2 separate regions of the Homo sapiens genome follow, and region 1 is linked to region 2. Evidence: read pairs that join two places in POLR2A ChIA-PET (ENCODE). Cell type or tissue: GM12878. All regions are shown on one strand. Links, peaks and the distances in the headings refer to the core of each region. The heading gives the core; the rest is flanking DNA.

Region 1 (5,377 bases), core at 247-5,246, 110 kb before region 2:
TGTGCCAGTTCAAGCAAACACTTTGAAGCATGACATTTTCCAGCCAATACTCTGTTTTTCTTTCTGCCACAAAAACAGCAGTCCCAAAGCCAGGCACAGAAAGATAAATTTCGCAGGTTCTCACTCATATGTGAGACTTAGGAATCAAAACAATTGAACTCATGGAGGTAAAGAGTAAAATGATGGTTACTAGAGGCTGGGAAGAGGACAGGGAAGGGGAAGGAGTGCAGACAGCTACTGGGTACAAAAATGCAGTTATGAAACAAAAATAGCAAGTCCCAACTATACATGGCTATGTTTCTGATTCCAGGAAAGAGAAGACACTGGGAGCAGAACTGTAGCAATCAGTGCATGACCATCACTATGTAATGCAAGTGGGAAATGAAAATTTGTTGGCGTGAGCCCCTGAGATTTGGAGACTATATATTATTGCAGTGAAACTGACTAATATATATGACACCACGAAGCAGTAACACAACTGCATTGAAATAAGCATTCTTTCTCTAAGGGCATCCCAATCCATGAGAGGCTTGGCTTTTATTCTAAAAATGAGTGGAAAGAGATTAGATAGGATTGGTTCAAGCACTATGTCATCTGTAGTCAGAAGGTACCAGGGATAAAGGTACAATTTTCTATCCTAGATGAACTACGTTGCTGTAAGATAAGCCATAGTTATCCTGGAGGTCACCTGTTGCACAATTCTGGAAGTGGCCATGAAATAGATCAGCCTTGAAGGAGTGTGGCACAGCATAGGTTTATATTTGCCCCACTGCAACCATTTTTTCAAACACATAGTAAGTTCACTTGTCCTCCATCTCAGGAGTCCACACACAGTCAGGGCTATTACAGTCACTAAACAGAAAGTGCTGCTTTTGGCTTCTAGTTCTGCAACTGCTTTTACGGCTCCACCTCTTCCTTTTAATTTGCTTATTAATGGCTCTTTGACAACCCCACAGCTAAGTCAGTGGCCTTGGGGGGGTATAATTACAAATACTTTAAAACTCAAAGTTAGCATGTTTTTCCAATCAATTAAAAGTACTTAAAAATATCTAGAGCAGCCAAAAGCAACCTAGGTCCTAACCACATGCACCAGGCTACAGGAACTCAACAAGGCCTGACAAATTCAGTCTTGCCAGGACCAGCAGGGAGGGGACAAGAACTGTGAGATTCAGAAAATGAGTTGGAAGGCAGTGATGCATGGCTGAGCAAAGGGGATTTGTTCCTAGAATGCTGCTGCCTAATCCAAGAAGGACAGACAGGGCTGGGAAGCAGATCTGAAGCAGAGCTATGGAAGGAACACCGCATTCCTTGGCAAGCTTAGCTCTGATGGTGGGGCCTGGGGCTCATAAGGACAGCCAGCCACATGCTCACTGGCTCAATCAGAGATGGTTCCTCCTGCCTCTGGAGTGACTTATTCTTCAGAAGATTAGGAGCAAAGAGGATACATTCTTTGGCTAGCCCAGCTTGATTCCCTCTTTGGCTAGACTCACCCTCTGGGTCTTACGGAATCTACAAAAGGACGAAAAGGAACTCACTGGCAAGTAAAGCTTAATGGGAACAAAACAAGGATTGTCCAACAAGGATGACCTATCACAAGGATGCTAGAACTCCTGACAGGCCAGTCTTCTTCTTTTAAGGGTGGGGAAACTGGGCCCAGAGATGCAAAATGACCCACCTAAGGCCAAAGTCAATGACAGCATGGCAGAGGCAGGGCTCAGGGCCTGACCGATGAATTCCTGACTGATGCCGAGAGCTCTTCCTTAAGTCTCTACACTAGCCTATTCTGAAATAAATACAAGGACCTTGTAGGAGCCCCTAAAGTCAGAGAGAAGGTGTGACTACAACAGGAAGGGCTTATGTATCCGAAACACTGTTGTTATTGACAATTGATCCACCCAAGACATCGACTTTTCCACATAATGTTTTCACAAAGAATAGGGGTGTGAGATACTGTTGTGTGGATATTATCCACATGTGGAAGGAAAGAAAATCAATATGTGATGTACAAACCATTGAAACTTCATATTTGAGAATTCTGCAAGTCAACCATTATTGTCAATGGACAGGATCCTCCCTAATGAGAATTTCATAAAGCGTAAGTATAATACATCACACTCCATTAGGGGCTGGGGGTAGGGAACTGGAGGAGGTTGAAAAGGAGGGGCTCAGAGAGGAAGGAAGATGAGGGAAGTGATTAAGAAAAAACACTGACAAGTAGTGAAAACAAAGAACTTGCCTGGAGTGGATGCAGCTAAATGAAGTTTTCCTATGAGAAACAAGGTAAAGGACTCATTTAAAATGCCTGCAGGTAGACTGAAAGTTGTTTCCAAACACCGGATTGACAAAAAGATCTTAGAAATAGACAGAAAATGCCAATGCCTGTAGCTCTTTCTGACTCTTGCCAGTGGTCATGCTTTCATTTCCTCCCAAATCAGATCCTAAGTACCTATTCAGCAAAATAGAATACATGAGATCACAAACAGACACTTTCAACCACCAGAAACACAACTTCACTTAATTCTACAAATATTGTCAAGCTCCAGTGGGAGATGTTCTTTCCCCTGGCATTTGGTTGCGTTTGATTTTCACAAAATAGTGAACTTCTCAAGAGGAAATGCTTCTCTAGAGCTTGCTGGATTGATTTAGTCACTTCTCCCGACTGCCCCTCAGGGTCCCCATTAATTGCTACTTGGGGCAGACTATGACCAGTTTCTCTCGGCATAAACCACACAATAACCATGACAGCATAGCTTTGAGGGTTTACTAACCTGTGACACACTCAAACCATGCGAACTAAAGGGTTTCAAAAATCCTGAAGCACCTGAAATGTTTCTGAAAATGATTCTATGACCTGGCTATTAATAGGGATGAAAACAAGTTTGAAAATTAAGAGAGAATGAGAAGTTAGATGGGAAGTTGCATGCAACTTGGGTTCTTTCCCTGCAAAGTAAGGCAAAGCAGACACAAGAGAGGACTTGAGCTTACACTCATTTTGGAGGAAAATTCCTTGTGATGCTACCCTCCCCACATCCCTGGAGCCCCCACCCCACACCATAAACCTGATCCTTGAAATAATTAAAATCCACTTCTACAAAAGGGAAAATACTAAGTAGATTGATTTTAAACCTTCCACAGTAATGCAGTATGTATCAGGGCAACAGTGGTGTTGGATTGATACTAGGAGAGAAATTCAGTCTTTGCCAGAGCAGTGACTTTATAGCCAACTCCTCATCATGTCAACCTGAAATAATCTAAAGGGTCAGATTCCAATTTTAGAGAGTTTATTCAAGCAAAAAGCTGGGAATGGCCATTTCTGGATGCTCTGTCCCAGAGAAATGGGGGTAGTGCTCTGAAGTTAAAAGCTAAATTCTCTTTTATATAGGAAAAAGCAAAGAAATTTAACAAGATTACAACATTTTCAATACAGGGCCAGTTTATGAGTTACAACAAATTAATCAGTTTCTTTTCTTTTCTTTTCCATGCAGCTTGTTTTCTTTTCTTTATCGCTCCTTTTCATTTCCTTTTGATTTTAAAAGAGTGTGCTTAACATTCCATCTTGAGGCATTGAGATGGCCATAAAGTTTTTGTGTGAGAAGAAAGAGGTTAATCTATAATGAAAGTCAATAGTAAGAGGGAAGGGGTCTCCTCTGGCATCCTTCACTGATATGGACAGGAAACAGGGAAATACTGGGTAGAAGGGGGCGGTTCCCCAACAAACGGCCCACCCTCAAGCCTGAAGACCGGCAGCCCTAAAGGAGGACAGGCATTTCTGTTTTCATGGCCAAAATTTGCCTTTTGGCCTGCCATGCACCCCCCATCCTGCCCCCATACAAACCCAAGACCTTAGCGGGCACATACACAAGAAGCTGGACATCAAGACCAGCAGACCAGTGGACCAGTGAACCAGCAGACCAGTGACAGTGGAACAATGCAGCAGAGAAAGAGAGAAAAGGAAGGATGTCTGGACTCATAGGGGAGCTTGGCCAGGGGTGGCTGGAGAAGAGTTGGGCCGCTGGATGCCCGACTCCAGGGAAAGACCACCTTCCCACTCCATCCCCACTTCTGCCTCCCCATCCATCTCACTGAGAGCCACCTCCACCACTCAATGAAACCTTGCACTCATCCTTCAAGCCCATGTGTGATCTGATTCTTTCAGGACACTGGACAAGAGCTTGGGATAAAGAAAGTTGTCACGCTGGCCCCCTGCCCTCACAATAAGGCAGAGGGTCCGTTAAGCTGATTAACACACAAGCCGTCTGCAGACAACAAATCTGAAAGAGCTTTGTAATACATGCCTACATGGGCTTCGAGTGACACAGAGACCCACCCCTAGACTCTGCCGTGGGACAGGAGCCCAAAAGTGCTTGTACTGGCCTCTGCACCTGCCTGTCTGCATGCTCCTCCTTTGAGCTTTGGGGCGACCAAGCAGGTGAGCTACACCTGTCGCACGTCCTACAACCATTCACAACATTTTACAAAATAATGTAGGTAAGGGAAAAGACAATTCAGACAATCAAAAATATTACAAAAAGTTCACAGCTGCCTAGTTTACAGCTGCCTGTCTTGTGACTCAGGCCCCATAATTCACATTTCCTTATGGCTCAAAATAATTTAGAGTTCCAACAGCTTAGATTTTGAATCACTTATTTTCACAATCACAAAGCATAGTAGGAGTCCCAGAGAGAGAGCATAGCTCACACATAATCCAAAAGTCTTTTGTAGCCCATAGTTTCAAAATCACTCTCCCCAAGAAAGGTGAGGAAAGCTGGTATCATAGAAACCAAATGGGCCCGTCTGAGTTTCATTTCCCTCCCGCTGAGAGGTAATGATGAAACACCATACAAGTACTGCTTTGAAAAGCACCTGGATTCCCCAGGTTCTTTTAGATTACCTCATGGGAAATAAAATAGAAACAAATTTAAAACTATAACTAGGTTGGTTTTTTGTTTGTTTGTTTACCAGTTAAGACCTTAGGTAGGTACATGCTATGGGCTGAATTGTCTTCCTGCAACCTCCGCCAAATGTATATGTTGAACTCCAAACCTCTAGTACCTCAGAATGTTCCTGTTTTGGGACATGATAAAAGAAAAACTTCAGTCGGTTTAAATTTAAAGGAGTTTAATTGAGCAATGAACGTTTCACAAATCAGACAGCCCCCAGAATCACAGCAGATTCACAAAGACTCCAGCGCAGCCATGTGGTGGAAGATTTATAGACCAAAAAAAAAAAGAGAAATGACGTTCAGAAATTGGAAGTGAGGTACAGAACGGCTGGATTGGTTAGAGGTTGGCGTTTGCCTTATTTGAACACAGTTTGAGCACTAAGCAGTGTATGAATGGTTGAAATATGGCTGCTGGGATTGGCTAGGATTTAGCTA
Region 2 (5,377 bases), core at 292-5,291:
GCCTGGGGATTGCCCACTGTGTGAGCTGCAACACTGACAGCTACGTCCTCATGACATCAAAAATGACATCAAGAGAGGTGTGGTAGATGCCCAGTTGGTAAAGGGCTACAAAGAAAAAGATTTCATTAAAAGATAATTTGACAACAATGAGAAAGGAACAAAAAAAAATACATCTAAATTGTCTAAATGTTCTCTTTCTGAATCTGATAACATAAATTCAAGGTTTTCAGTCACAATTAACATTTACCAGCTTTTCTGTTCCCATATGAGCAATGATGTATTTCTTGGCTCTTTATCCAAACACTTTCAAGAGAGTAACAAATCTGAAATCCAAGTGAAATCCCTTCCCATAACTGAAACCCAAAATAACTACATGGTATTTTAAGAATTTAATAGAATTATATAAATTCAATCCAGAAAGGATGTGTTTCTGCATCAATATATAAACAGATTAACAGTATGTTTCTTGATGGTGGCAATAATGTATAATTTTTATTTTATTATTTTCAGCAACAAATGTGTTTTTACAGTTATTTGGAAAGTTATTTTCAATAATATTCAAGGAGCTTTTCACATACTGAGCTCTAGACTTGCTTCTGAATTATGATCAATAATACACTCCTACCATAGACTATTGTCACAATTATGCAATATCAATTTCTCAGTACAACTCAATACGTATGTAGCTTGGTATGTTCCAGGCTAGTGTTTCTCAAAAGTACCTGATTACTAGGTGCCTTTAAAAAATACCCATTCCCAGGCTTTGCCATAGTGACTCAGTAGTCTGGGTAGACCCTCATTCTGGAAATTTTAAAAAAGAAATTTTAATGGCTATTCATAGCATTTAGAGAATAGTTGAGAAGACATTTTCCCCAACATTTTAAAGTCAGCTCTGTATTGCTATGTGACATATACGGCCGGTAGTCTCCAACAAAGAAATATTCCATGACGGCAAAATAATCACTCTTCCATTATATCCAGAGGTCAGCACAATTTTTCTCTAAAGGGCCATATTAGAAATATTTTACACTTGTGAGCCAGGCACGGTGGCTCACATCTGTAATTCCAGCATTTTGGGAGGCCGAGGCAGGCGGATCACCTAAGGTCAGGAATTTGAGACCAGCCTGGCCAACATGGTAAGACCCCGTCTCTACTAAAAATACAAAAATTAGCCAGGCGTGGTGGCGAGTGCCTGTAATCCCAGCTACTCAGGAGGCTGAGGCAGGAGAATCACTTGAACTCGGGAGGTGAAGGTTGCAGTGAGCCAAGACCACACCATTGTACTCCAGCCTGGGCAACAAGAGCAAAACTTCATCTCAAAAAACAAACAAACAAACAAAAAAACAGAAAGAAAGAAATATTTTACACTTATGAGCTCTTAAGGATCTCTGTCACAACTACTCATCTCTGCCTCTGTAGCATAAAGGCAGCCATAGACAACATGTATAGGAATGGATGGGCTCTGACTTTATTGACAAAAACAGGAAACAAATGCACATGGCTGTGTTCCAAAAACACTTTATTTACAAAGAGAGAGCAGCCTGGATTTGGCCTGCAGACTATAATTTGCCAGCCTCTCCAGATCGAACATCCAGTGGACGGCCTTATCCTGACTGAACATCCAGTGGACAGCCAAGGCACAGCTCCCCCCACAGTGCCGTATGGCACATGCAGAGTCCTCTGGGAGAAGTAACTCTTCTTTTGCTGCCACTTTCTTCAATTCATTCTTCCCAACTCCATCCCCATAAAAAAATTTTGTCAGATTTCTCAGTTAGTAAAGCAAAAGTCCCAAAGTTATGTATTAACCCTGCTTTTCTATGAAGCACTGATACATCTGTTTGAAGAAAACACCAGTGAATAAACACCTCTTCCAATTGGTTCATGAGACTGCATGTGCAGGCCATGGTAAGAAAGTGCCACGGGACCTGTTCCATACTGTGAGCTGGTCTTGTGCCATTGCTCTTTGGAGGAGCCTCTTCCTCCGCTCCTGACCCCAGTGAAATGTCAGGTAAGGTTTCCCAGGTTTCCCAGGAAGCCTTCTTGCAGTGCTAACTTGCAGTAATGTTGTTACTCCTTCTCAAACCTTCTCGTAGGGCAATGCAATGAAAAACCACAAAGCAAGGATCAAGGCTCAACGACAAAAACAAGACACCACCTCCCCCAGGAACTTCTTTTTATTTTAATTGACAAAGAAAAATTGTATGTTTCTAGAGTAAGGATTTCTGATCACATACTGTCACAGCCTTTGATTTTAAGGGTAACTGGGAGCCACTTTTCCTAATCAAAGTTCACTTCAGGCTTAAGATAGCAGAATGATCAACCCTATATCATTCGTGCCCCCAAAGCTCAAGAGAGGAATGACAGGGGTTAGAACCACTGAACCACTCAATGGTTTCTCTTTCACTAGCTTTGTGGTTCCCTTAATGAAGGAGACAGAGCAATGTGCAACATTTAAGTCAGGCCACCTGGGTCTCCAACCCAGCTCTGTCTCTTACTCATGTAGGACTTTGGTTAAATTACTTAATAAATTATATGCCACAAATTCCCCAAGTATAAAATGGGGGATAATCATAGTACCTGTCCTACAGGTTGTTATGACAATTAAAAGAGCAATACAAGTACGTGCAACAATGCCAGAAATAAAACAGGCACTATGTAAATAGAAATCATTTTTTCAAGGGGGCAAAAACATAGGAAAAAACCACATCCAAAGGGTACCTAGATTCAGAAGACCTGGGTTTGCATTGTGATGCTGCATTCAAAAGCTGTGGAAGTTTAGACCAGAGACTTCATACCTCCAGGACTCAGTTTTTTCATCTAGGTTGACAAACTTTTTTTGTAGAGGGCCAGGAGATAAATATTTTAGGTTTTTCAGGCCATACACTTTCTGTTACAATTACTCATCTCTGCTGTTCTAAGTTGAAAGTAGTCATAGACAATATGCAAATGGATGGATGACTCCAGTAAAACTTTATTTACAAAAACAGTAAGTAAATGTGTATAGCTGTATTCCAGTAAAAGTACAGACACTGATATTAGAATTTCATATAATTTCCAAATGTCACCAAAGATTATTCTCCTTTTGATATTTGTCAAATATTTTAAAATATTAAAACCATTCTTAGCTCCTGGGTCATACCAAAACAGGCTGTGGGACAGACTTTACCTGATCCTCAGAGTTTTTGGACCCTTGATTTGTATAGCCAACAAGCAAGCATGGACTAACTCAGGGTTTCCCCAGATGGGAATAACGTGATGTGTGTGTAGCCACTGTTTTGCCTTTTTAACTTGATTTAGCTATCTATTTATCTAAATGGATTAATCTTTTATCTAAATATTTTATTTATGAAAACTTAAATGGTTTTATACAATTTGAGTTTACCATTTAAAGTTAATTAAATGTGACACATGTGTTCTTTTTTTTTTTTTTTTTTTTTTTTGAGACGGAGTCTCACTCTGTTGCCCGGGCTAGAGCACAGTGGCGCGATATCGGCTCACCTCAACCTCCGCCTCCCAGGTTCAAACGATTCTCCTGCCTCAGCCTCCTGAGTAGCTGGGATTACAGGTGCCTGCCACCACGCCCAGCTAATTTTTGTATTTTTTAGTAGAGATGGGGTTTCACCACCTTCGCCAGGCTGGTCTTGAACTCCTGACCTCATGATCCACCAGCCTCAGCCTCCCAAAGTGCTGGGATTACAGGCATGAGCCACCACCCTTGGCCTGTGTTCCTTTTCTATAAACACCTAGACAGCAGACTCTTGGAGAAAGAATAAATTTCCTTTAATATTTTTGACTGTATGAGAAAATAATGTTTATCTTATATTTTAGTATTTATATCTTTCCCAAGAATATAACCTAGAAGGACTAACAGCACCAAATTTTAAAGCTTGTTATTATAGTATAGATAGATTTACTTTACCTTCTTAATGTTATCCTAAGGAAAACATAAATTTCTCATCATCTGTTAATATCCCAGTGTGTACCCCAAAAAGGAAGAGCACTCTCTTCATTAACAGAACCAAATAGCACCATCACACCAACAACCACCACCACAGTAATTCCCCAACATTACCCATCATCAGACAGCATTCAAACCTCCAATTTTATCACAAACATTTTCAATTGTTTTCTCCATTAATTTTTAAATTTTTAATCAAGATCCAAAGTCCGGACACATGATGGACTGCTAAGTTTTTATATTTATAAATCTACAATTACTCTTCCTCCCTCTTTTTTTGCAAATTTATTTGTTAAAGAAACTATAGAGTTCCCAAAGTTACACCTCCATAATGTTTTTTAATATGCTTCTCTGTTCTCTCTGTCCACTGTAAATTAGCCATTGGATCTAGAAACTCGGTCAGATTCAGATGTGACTTTCTTTTTTTGCAGGACTACTTCATAGACAGCGAATAACATTTATTTAAAAGATCAGCCGGGTACAGTGGCTCATGCCTGTAATCCCAGGACTTTGGGAGGCCAAGGCAGGTGGATCACCTGAGGTCAGGAATTTGAGATCAGCCTGACCAACATGGTGAAACCTCATGTCTATTAAAAATATACAAAATTAGCCAGGCCTGGTGGTGGGCACCTGTAATCCCAGCTGCTTCAGAGGCTGAGGCAGGGGAATCACTTGTACCCAGGAGGCAGAGGTTGCAGTGAGCCAAGATCACGCCATTGCACTTCAGCCTGGGCAACAAGAGCAAAACTCCATTTCAAAAAAAAAAAAAAAAAAAAAAAAGATCATTTCTTCTCCAGTATTGACTTCATTTTGAAAATAGCATTACTTAAGTATAAGCATAAAACTATATATAATCTTTTTATAAAACTCTTACAAAATCAAATGTACAAAGTTCTTATCAACCAATTTTATAATTTAAATTCAAATAAAGTAACAAATTTAAAATACAATTGATACAGACAGGAGGCAGGAAAATACTGGGTAGAAGAGGGCAGTCCCCAGTGAGGACCCCACCCTCAAACCTGGACCCATGGCCCAAAGTAAGAACATGCATTCCTCATTTCCCACCCGAATGTTGCCTTTTCCAAAATCACCCTGGCCTGCCCTGACCCCCATCCTGTACCCAGAAAAACCCCAGCCGCCACTGGCAGCAGAGCGGCAGAGAAGTAGAGAAAAGCAGCAGCAGCTAGACGTTGGTGAGAAGCAGCTTAACTTAAGAGGGACGGCTTGACGGCAGGGCCTCGAAGAAGAGTTTGGCAGTGGATGGCCAAACTCCAGGGGAAGACCACGTTCCCGCTCCATCCCCTTTCCAGCTCTCCATTCCACTAAAAGCCAGTTTCATTGGCAATAAAATCGCCCACAATTTACCATCTTCAATTCGTTCGTGCAACCTGATTCTTCCTGGACACTGAATGAGAG

Evidence for each region. Peaks named below come from ENCODE experiments on the same cell type or tissue, not always from the same donor. Only the 100,000 strongest peaks of a DNase experiment are listed, where the experiment ranks them.
Region 1: POLR2A ChIA-PET joins it to region 2 with 5 read pairs; 1 of 35 experiments calls an interaction of 5 or more read pairs at or near these places.

Annotation. Positions count from the first base shown.
Region 1 is chr21:29,233,182-29,238,558 of GRCh38, reverse strand. All of the region lies in intron 1 of LINC00189 (long intergenic non-protein coding RNA 189), which reads right to left. Among named protein-coding and RNA genes, the nearest start is that of LINC00189, 42 kb to the right of the region's middle. RefSeq lists enhancers at 1,231-1,330, 2,568-2,647, 4,323-4,422, 4,853-5,032. In GM12878, for the core only: a CTCF peak has its summit at 5,168; DNase peaks (open chromatin) are centred at 2,658, 4,778 and 5,205; H3K4me3 peaks cover 1,044 bases; H3K27ac peaks cover 4,502 bases.
Region 2 is chr21:29,122,417-29,127,793 of GRCh38, reverse strand. It overlaps a transcript of MAP3K7CL not described here and the pseudogene RPL12P9. Among named protein-coding and RNA genes, the nearest start is that of MAP3K7CL, 5.5 kb to the left of the region's middle. RefSeq lists a silencer at 2,363-2,412 and an enhancer at 5,100-5,169. In GM12878, for the core only: a CTCF peak has its summit at 2,324; a DNase peak (open chromatin) is centred at 2,403; H3K4me3 peaks cover 1,269 bases; H3K27ac peaks cover 2,668 bases.